2 separate regions of the Homo sapiens genome follow, and region 1 is linked to region 2. Evidence: chromatin loops called from intact Hi-C (ENCODE). Cell type or tissue: dorsolateral prefrontal cortex. All regions are shown on one strand. Each heading gives the region's core, and the rest is flanking DNA. Links, peaks and the distances in the headings are about the cores only.

Region 1 (4,381 bases), core at 127-4,126, 330 kb before region 2:
GGAAGAGTGGAGGAAGAGGAGGAGGAGATGAGAGGGAGGAGGAGGAAGAGGAGGAGGAGAAAAAGAGGAGGAAGAGGAGGAGGAAGAGAGGAGGAGGAGGAAAGAGAGAGGAGGAGAAAAAGAACAGGAGAATGGGGAGGGAGAGAGGAGGATGAGGGGGAAGGACACAGATAGAAATAATTCAGCGACTTGGGGCCTTGGATCCTGGAAGAAGGGGGTGGGATCTACTGAAGGCAAGGGGTGACTGGGCAGCATGTGTCCCGGCATCCCCAGCTCTTTGCTCTGTGGACAGGATTTGTTAGACACATTTCTCTGCCTTTGTGCAGGTGCCACAGTCTCCTGTGTCCACCCCATGCCTGGTGCTGGACATGAAGGGTCCATGGGACAGATGGACCCTGCCCATGGGGCGCATACATGCCAGCAGGAGTTAGAGAACGTCGTGCGGTCATTTCCGGGCTGGCTGGGCCAGGGGGCCAGGGCAGGGTTTGGGTGAGCGGCATATCAGTCAGCCTCCTGTTTTGAAAGGATCCCTCTGTAGGCCGGGTGTGGTGGCTCACACCTGTATTCCCAGCACATTGGGAGGCCAAGGCGGGTAGATCACTTGAGGTCAGGAGTTCGAGACCAGCCTGGGCAACATAGTGAGATCCAGTCTCTACTAAAAATACACAAAACTAGCTGGGCGCAGTGGCGGGTGCTTGTAGTCCCAGCTGCTCTGGAGGCTGAGGCACGAGAGTCGATTGAACCCAGGAGCCGAGATTGCACCACTGCACTCCAGCCTGGGCGACAAAGTGAGACTCTGTCTCAAAAAAGAAAGGATCCCTCTGGCAAGAGACAAGGGACCCTCGGCCAAGGTGGGCCCTGGAGGGATGGAGAGGCACACGCAGGCTTGGGGATGCCTGGAGGTTGAGCTTGTGCTGACTGATAGTGGTGGCCAGTTTCTGCCCTCCCCACCGGGCAGGCTGAAGGTCAGGGTTGTCCTTGGTCCCGCGCGGCTGCACTGCCTGCAACAAGCAGCAGACTTGGAGGCGCCACCTGGCCTAGGGGATTCGCAGCCCTTCCTGTGTTCCAGAAAAGCCCTTCATGCCTCTCCTTGCTCAGGGTTCGTGCCACTTGGAGCTCCCACAGTCCTTGAGGGCTTCAGGTCTTCCCACCAGCAGGTCCCAGTCCTGGGAATGTCCCTCCTCCTGAGAGAAGGCCTCAGTCTGGCTGCAGCTGCCCAGGAGGTCCTCAGGTAGCATCTCTTGTGGGTTCCACCTTCGAGCCACAGCCTGGAGCCAGCTCCTCCTGCTCTCTCCTCCCCATCCCAGCTCAGAGCCACTCCTGGCTCTTCCCCTTCTGGGCATCATCCCCAACTCCAGCCAGCGGGACCCTCCTAAGGCAGGAATCAGACCACCTCACTCCCCTGCCGGCCACCTGCCAGTGGCTCCCTCACTCTCAGAACAAAATCTACTTCTTGATGTGACCCGCTGGGCCCCTGAGCTTCCGCAGCTCTGACGGCTCTGCTGGGCTCTGAAGCACGCTCACTGGAATGTCCTGTCCCAGTGATTTGCACGGCTCAAGTGTTGTCTCCTCGGGGCCTGGCCACTGTGTCCACCGTGGCGCCACTGCTCGCCCTGTCGTCATGGTACATTCTCTGCTTGAGGACCCATGTCCCTGTAGAATGTACGTTCCCCAAGGGCAGGGCTTTATCAGATCTTTTTACAGTGGTGGTCCTGGCGCTGGCACAGCTACTGGCACGGGATGGATGCTTTTGAGTGTAGATCCAGTGAGTACCCCACCCCGAACAGTCTTCGATGCATACCAGAGGGGAAGCCTCCTGGCATAGCTCTGCATGCCCAGGCTGGCCGAGGGTCATCCGCCTCTTCCTCTTCACTTCATTGAACCAGCAGGGTGTGGGCGGAGAAGCAGAAATTCACAGGCATGTTGTCAGTAAACCAGCCCTGTTACCTGTTACAGAGCCCAGGGCACCATACCGTTTTGCGTGTGCTGTCTTTAGTGAGTGAGCAAAACCTCAGCCCTGCATGTTAAAGCAAAGGCGGCAAACGACAGCCGCTCTCTCCCTGTCCAGCTGTCTGAAGTGGAAGTGGGGGCCAAGCCCGCTGGGTTCCCGCTGCCGGCAGCCCCGCCCTCCTCCTCTGGTAGCCGCTCTGCAGCTGTGCGGACCAGCTCTCTTAACACTTGTTAACCCCAGCCTCCAGTCCCTTCCTGCCCCCCACCCCGCCCCTTCCACATGTCTCTCCGGAGAGGGCCGCACAGAATTCACAGGACTCGTCTCCAACGGCTGCGCCAGCAATTCCCTAGCATTCCTCCTCTGCAGAGTGGATTTTGGTGCATGTCCAGCGTGATTTCAGACCCCTCACTGCGCAGCGGAGTGCCTGATCGCTCTGTGTGCACCACCACGGTGCACACTGAAAATATTGTGATCTGGGAGGAAGTAACCAGCACCTTGGGGGAATCACAGACCTTTCCTGCGAGGGCAAGGGCTTCCGGAATTGAACAGGCTGGGCCTGGAGGAGATCTTGAGGGGTGGACCTTCAGGCTTGTAAAGGCCTGGAGGGGGGTCACCCGAGGATCGAGGCCGAAGATGTTTACTGACGCCACAACTGTGAAATTCCACAGGGGTCAAAGACGGACCCGGGCGGGAGCGGTCTGGGCTGGATATCCGGAGAGTTCTGCTCTCCACGGGATGTTAGAATTTGAGGCAGTCTGCCTAAGGAGGCAGAGCAGAGAGGCATGTGATCACCCAGATCGTCTGAGAGCGGGACATTTTCCCGGAGCGGGGTGGAAGGAGTGTCAAGGTGACTGTGAGATGACAGACACGTAGGGGAGCCCCACAGAGGACCCCCAAGACACCCTCTCTGTTGCCATCAGCCTGAGTCATCCTCTATCTGAAAAACTTCCAGGACTGAAGTTCGAGTTGGAAGCACGCGTTCTCCTTGGTGAAGTCCGTCCTGTCCCAGGAGGGCTGCGCTAGGTCTCTCCTCTGGCTCCCCCTCCTCGGGTCCTCGTGGCTCTCTGTCGTGTGAAGCGGGGGGTCAGGAGCGCACAAATGTTTATACTCCACGTGAGTCACTTGCACAGATGACGGGTGATGTTTTCCTCGCCAAGGCTGATGGCACCGGGCCCCTTTGCCGTTCCAGCCTCAGTCACGCCTCCAGTCTGTTAGCATTTAGAGTTGCTGAACTTTCGCATTGGTCAGGGGCGCGGGCAGCTTGCTGACCTTTTCTGGGAGTCGTGGCGGACGGAGTGGAGCCGTCTGTCTCGTCACAGACAGGCGGGGCTGCGGCTGGGGATGGCCGCCGCCCACTCGCCCTCAGAATGGCCCTCAGCGGGGCTTCCTGACCCCTCAGCCCCGGTAGGAAGCTGGTGTGCACTGCAGGGAGAGGCGGCAGCTGGAAAAGTGTTAAGGCCACAGTGGTTTTTCCAGAGGCTCGTCTGGAATGCCGTGGCTGGATCTGAGCCTCCTGACATCCGAGGCCCCTCTTGGTGGGGAGAGCCAGAAACCCAAGATACTGCCGTCAGTTAAAGACTCGAAGTTCACATTTTAAAAAGTGCAAGGAGACACCCGGTTTTAGGTACGTTGGGGTGCAAGGTCTGAAGGCTGGAATCTGTGGCTCCCTTCTTTCAGCTCTGTCATCCCTCTTGTCTGGGTGCTGCCCACCTGGTAGAAAGGGGACCTCACCTTGCCACTCCACTAGCCTGCCAACACCACCAGGAAGGCGACCCTTCATCCTGGTGGCTCCAGTAAAAATCCCAGGGAAGGCTCTGATTGGATCAGAAGGGCCAAGTCCCCATCCCAGGATGAATCCCTATGGCCAGGGGCCCTGGAGCCTCTGTCCAGTCTGTGTCACATCCATATTTTCAGCCCAGCAATGGGATCTGCCTGATCTCCACCACTGGGGCTGAGCATAGAGAAGAGGAGGTTCCAGAGGAGAACAGGGGGCCCTTATGAGAAGAGGGGAGGGATGGTAAACACCCCAAAAATGAAGATATTCATGACAGACCCCCTCTGATGCTGAAATTTGTGTTGTCTTTGGAAGGTGCTGGGCTAAGCTGTGGAGTGCCTGCATCTGGCCTGGCTCTGCTGGGGATGAGCAGTGCCATGTGGCAGCCCCGTCCCTTCTGGGGCTTCAACACCTGTCCTGCCAGTGGAGGCAGTGGGGTGGGCTGCCTTGCAGCACGTTACCACCCCGACATGCTAGAATTCAGCAGTGCTAGAATTTCACTGGGTTTCCAAGCGGTGCTCTGGAGCTGTGCAGTCATGTACCTACTTGCCTGAACTGTGGAGTGAAGGGATTTGCTCATTCAAGTGGTCCCTGCTGCCGGCCCAATGCAGTGGGACCAAGTCGGGGGATGGGCTGTGGCAGAAGCAGTCTCACCT
Region 2 (4,381 bases), core at 118-4,117:
GGAAGGGATGGAAAGGACACCATGCATGCAGATAGGAGACCACATACACTGCAGCAACTCCACTTCTGTGAATGTATCCGACAGAAATGGGACCTTCATTCCGCTGGGTGCGGTGGCTCACACCTGTAATCCCAGCATTTTGGGAGGCCGAGGCGGGCAGATCACTTGAGGTCAGGAGTTTGAGAATAGCCTGGCCAACATGGCGAAACCCCATCTCTACTAAAAATACAAAAAATTATCCGGGCGTGGTGGCACATGCCTGTAATCCCAGATACTCGGGAGGCTGAGGCAGGAGAACTGCTTGAACTTCGGAGGTGGAGGTTGCAATGAGCCAAGATTGCGCCACTGCACTCCAGCCTGGGCAACAGAGGAAGACTCCGTCAAAAAAAAAAAATGCCCTGTTGCAGTGGCTCACACTTGTAATTCCAGCACTTTGGGAGGTCAAGGCAGGCAGATCACCTGAGGTCGGGAGTTCGAGACCAGCCTGACCAATGTGAAGAAACCCCATCTCTACTAAAAATACAAAAATTAGCCAGGCGTGGTGGTGCATGCCTGTAGTCCGAGCTACTTGGGAGGCTGAGGCAGGAGAATCGCTTGAACCCGGGAGGTGGAGGTTGTGGTGAGCCGAGATCGTGCCACTGCACTCCAGCCTGGTGACACAGCAAGACTCCATCTCAAGAAAAAAAAAAAAAAAAAAAAAAGAACATTCTCAAGAGGAAATAAATTATCCGTGACAGGGCTCAATGGTTCTCCTTCATTCATGTGAGGTTTTTAATGCTTTTTCATATGCCTTGGGGGAGAGTTGTCAAATCTTAACAAATCAGAGAAGAATTATAACTCGTAGAAGAATGTCAAAGGCATTTGGAGGGTGGAAGCTGCAGAAATTGAGCCCCATCTGCAAATGGGATGGACAGATGAAAGATGTACATTCTCAAGTCTGCGTAGGAACGTATATTAAGCCGAGCATGGTGGCTCACGCATGTAATCCCAGCACTTTGGGAGGCCAAGGCGGGTGGATCACCTGAGGTCAGAAGTTTGAGACCAGCCTGGCCAAAATGGCGAAACCCGTCTCTACTAAATACACAAAAATCAGCCGGGCATGGTGGCACGTGCCTGTGGTCCCAGCTACTCAGAACGTTGAGGCAGGAGAATCGCTTGAACCTGGGAGGCAGTGGTTGCAGTGAGCCGAGATCGCGCCCTTGCACTCCAGTCTGGGTGACAGAGTGAGACTCCGTCTAAAAAAAAAAAAAAAAAATTGATCCATTCCATCTTGCATTTTTTTAATAAAGTTTTTTTTTAATTAAAAAACATTTTTTTTTTGGTGGAGATTGGTGTCTTACTATGTTGCCCAGGCTGATCTTGAACTCCTGGACTCAAGTAATCCTCCCACCTCAGCCTCCCAAAGTGCTGGGATTACAGGCTGAGCCACTGCACCCGGCCTTGCAGATGTGGTTAACACCTCCAATCAACTGACCTGAAGTAAAGGAATTTATCCTCCATGACCTTGATGTTTCTTTTTTTTTTTTTTGAAACCAAGTTTCGCTCTTTTTGCCCAGGCTGGAGTGCAATGGCGTGATCTCGGCTAACTGCAACCTCCACCTCCCGGGTTCAAGACATTCTCCTGCCTCAGCCTCCTGAGTAGCTGGGATTACAGGCATGCACCACCATGCCTGGATAATTTTTGCATTTTTAGTAGAGACGGGGTTTCTCCACGTTGGTCAGGCTGGTCTGAAACTCCTGACCTCAGGTGATCCTCCTGCCTCGGCCTCCCAAAGTGTTGGGGTTACAGGCGTGAGCCACTGCACCCAGCCGATGCTTCTTATCTAATCAGTTGAAGTCCTTCAGAGAGCAAAAACAGCTTCTAGAGGGAAAAAGGAATTCGTAAGCTTGCAACAAATAAAGCCTCCCTGTTTCCAACCTGCTAGAGTGCCCTATGAATTTTGGGTTTATCAGCCCCCACGATTGCATGACCCAATTCCTTAAAATACATCTTTTTTTTTTTTGAGAGAGATAGGATCTCTGCCACCCAGGCTGAAGTGCGGTGGTGGGATCATGGCTCACTGCAGCCTCGACCTCCTGGGCTCAAACGATCCACCCACCTCAGCCTCTGGAGTGGCTGGGATCACAGGCACACACCACCATGCCCAAACTTTTTAAAAACTTTTTTGTAAACATGGGATCTTAAACTCCTGGGCTCAAGCAATCTTTCCATGTCAGCCTCCCAAAGTGCTAGGATTCCAGGCGTAAACCACCACGCCCAGACAAAATAAATCTTAAAAAATTTTTTTTTTTTTTAGAGAAAATCTCTTTCTATATATGTAATATGTATATTTCCTGTTGGTTCTGTTTCTCTTGTGAGCCATTACTGATACAGGCACCCAGAGGCCCGGTGATGGGAAGGAGGCGGGGTTACTTTCCAATACATACTCAGGGAATTTCTTTTTTTTCTTTTTTTGAGATGGAGTTTCGCTCTGTCGCCCAAGCTGGAGTGCAGTGTATGGTCTTGGCTCACTGCAAGCTCTGTCTCCTGGGCTCAAGCGATTCTCCTGCCTCAGCCTCTGGAGTAGCTGGGATTACAGGTGCCCGCCACCATGCCTGGCTAATTTTCGTATTTTTAGTGGAGACAGGGTTTTACCATATTGGCGAAGCTGGTCTTGAACTCCTGGTCTCAAGTGATCTGCCTGCCTCAGCCTCCCAAAGTGCTGGGATTACAGGCGTGAGTTACCGCGCCCGGCCACTCAGGGAATTTCTGAGATAGTGACAGCTTCCGGTGGCAGGACCTCAGCTGATTGCCTTGGCCTTTGTCCGCTGAACCCAGGCCAGCTTCCTAGCCTCGGGCGCCACCCAAGACACCTGCAGACCAAGGACACACATTAGAGGCCTTGGGTTTCACGGTCCTGGGCAGGGCCAGGCCTGAGGTGCTGACCAAGCCTGCTACCCTCAACCAAAATAAACCTAGGGCAGGATGCTGCTTGATCAGCCATCCATAGAACACCACAGCCCGAGCCGGGTCACAGATCTGCTTTGGCTGGCCTGCGGACAGGGAGGTCCTCAGCCGCAAAAGGCCTGAGAGGTGGACACATTGGATTTGAAGACCAAAAATGGCCCCCTTCTGGTTGGGTGCAGTGGCTCACACCTGTAATCCCAGCACTTTGGGAGGCTGAAGTGGGCGGATCACTTGAGGTTGGGAATTTGAGACCAGCCTGGCCAACATGGTGAAACCTCGTTCTCTACTAAAAATACAAAAATTAGCCGGGCTTGGTGGCATGTGCCTTGTAGTCCCAGTTACTCGGAAGGCTGAGGCAGAAGAGTCACTTGAGGCTGCAGTTGCAGTGAGCCGAGATCGCACCACTGCACTTCAGTCTGGGTGACAGAGCAAGACTTTGTCTCAAAAAAAAAAAAAAAAAAGGCCCCCTTCGGAGATGTGGGAGTTGGGGGTGGGGGCAGATTTCAAAGCCTGGGGGATTCGATCTGTCATCTGTGCAACCCAGCTGACTATGTGGCTAAAGTTTAACAAGTTTCACAATAACCATTAGACATTGACTGACACTGCCAGGGAAGTGCTCCAGAGATGGGGAAACCCACGTCCACACAAACACCTGTCCACGCGTGTCCACAGCAGCTCTAGTCATGGTTGGCAGAAAGTGGAAACCTCCCCATGCCCATCAGCTGGTGCATGGATAACAGAGTGTGTTCCATCCACACAGGGGGATATGATACAGCCATGGAAAAGAAGGAAGCACTGATCCATGCTACAGCGTGAATGAACCCCCAAAACACGATGCTGAGTGAGAGAAGCCAGACACAAAAGGCCACACAGTGTGAGATTCCATTGATCTGAAATGCCCAGAACAGGCAAATCCATAGACAGGAAGCAGATTGGTGGTTGCCAGGGACTGGTGGAGGGGAATGGGGAGTGACTGCTGATGGAGACAGGTTTCTTTTTGAGGTGATAACAATGAGCCTGGGTGGCTGGGAGTGGTGGCTCACGCCTGTAATCCCTGCACTTTGGGAGGCTGAAGGGGACAGATCACTTGAAGTCAGGAGTTCAAGACCAGCCTAGGCAACATGGCGAAACCCCATCTCTGCTAAAAATGCAAAAATTATCTGGGCTTGGTGGCATGCGCGCATAGTCCCAGCTACTCGGGAGGCTGAGGCAGGAGGATCACTTGAACCCGGGAGGTGGAGGTTGCAGTGAGCCGAGATGGCACCACTGCACTCCAGCCTGGGCAAAAGAGTAAGACCCTGTCTCAAAAACAAACAAACAAACAATTTATTATCATTATTATAATTTAAGATGGCATCTCAAGCGACAGAATGGGCCTTCGTCTCAAAAAAAAAAGAGCCTGAGCAACATAACAAGACCCCGTCTCTGCAAAAA

The links. Peaks named below come from ENCODE experiments on the same cell type or tissue, not always from the same donor. Only the 100,000 strongest peaks of a DNase experiment are listed, where the experiment ranks them.
Region 1: it touches region 2 in a loop (5-fold over the local background); 1 of 110 quality-filtered maps calls a loop at or near these places.

Annotation. Positions count from the first base shown.
Region 1 is chr19:18,647,550-18,651,930 of GRCh38, forward strand. The region is part of intron 1 of KLHL26 (kelch like family member 26); the gene reads left to right. Among named protein-coding and RNA genes, the nearest start is that of KLHL26, 13 kb to the left of the region's middle. RefSeq lists enhancers at 545-1,355, 1,356-2,166, 3,837-4,381. In dorsolateral prefrontal cortex, for the core only: no CTCF peak of the experiment used is centred there; DNase peaks (open chromatin) are centred at 2,112 and 2,662; H3K4me3 peaks cover 1,338 bases; H3K27ac peaks cover 3,845 bases.
Region 2 is chr19:18,975,279-18,979,659 of GRCh38, forward strand. No RefSeq gene overlaps it. Among named protein-coding and RNA genes, the nearest start is that of HOMER3, 36 kb to the left of the region's middle. RefSeq lists an enhancer at 2,812-3,456. In dorsolateral prefrontal cortex, for the core only: no CTCF peak of the experiment used is centred there; no DNase peak of the experiment used is centred there.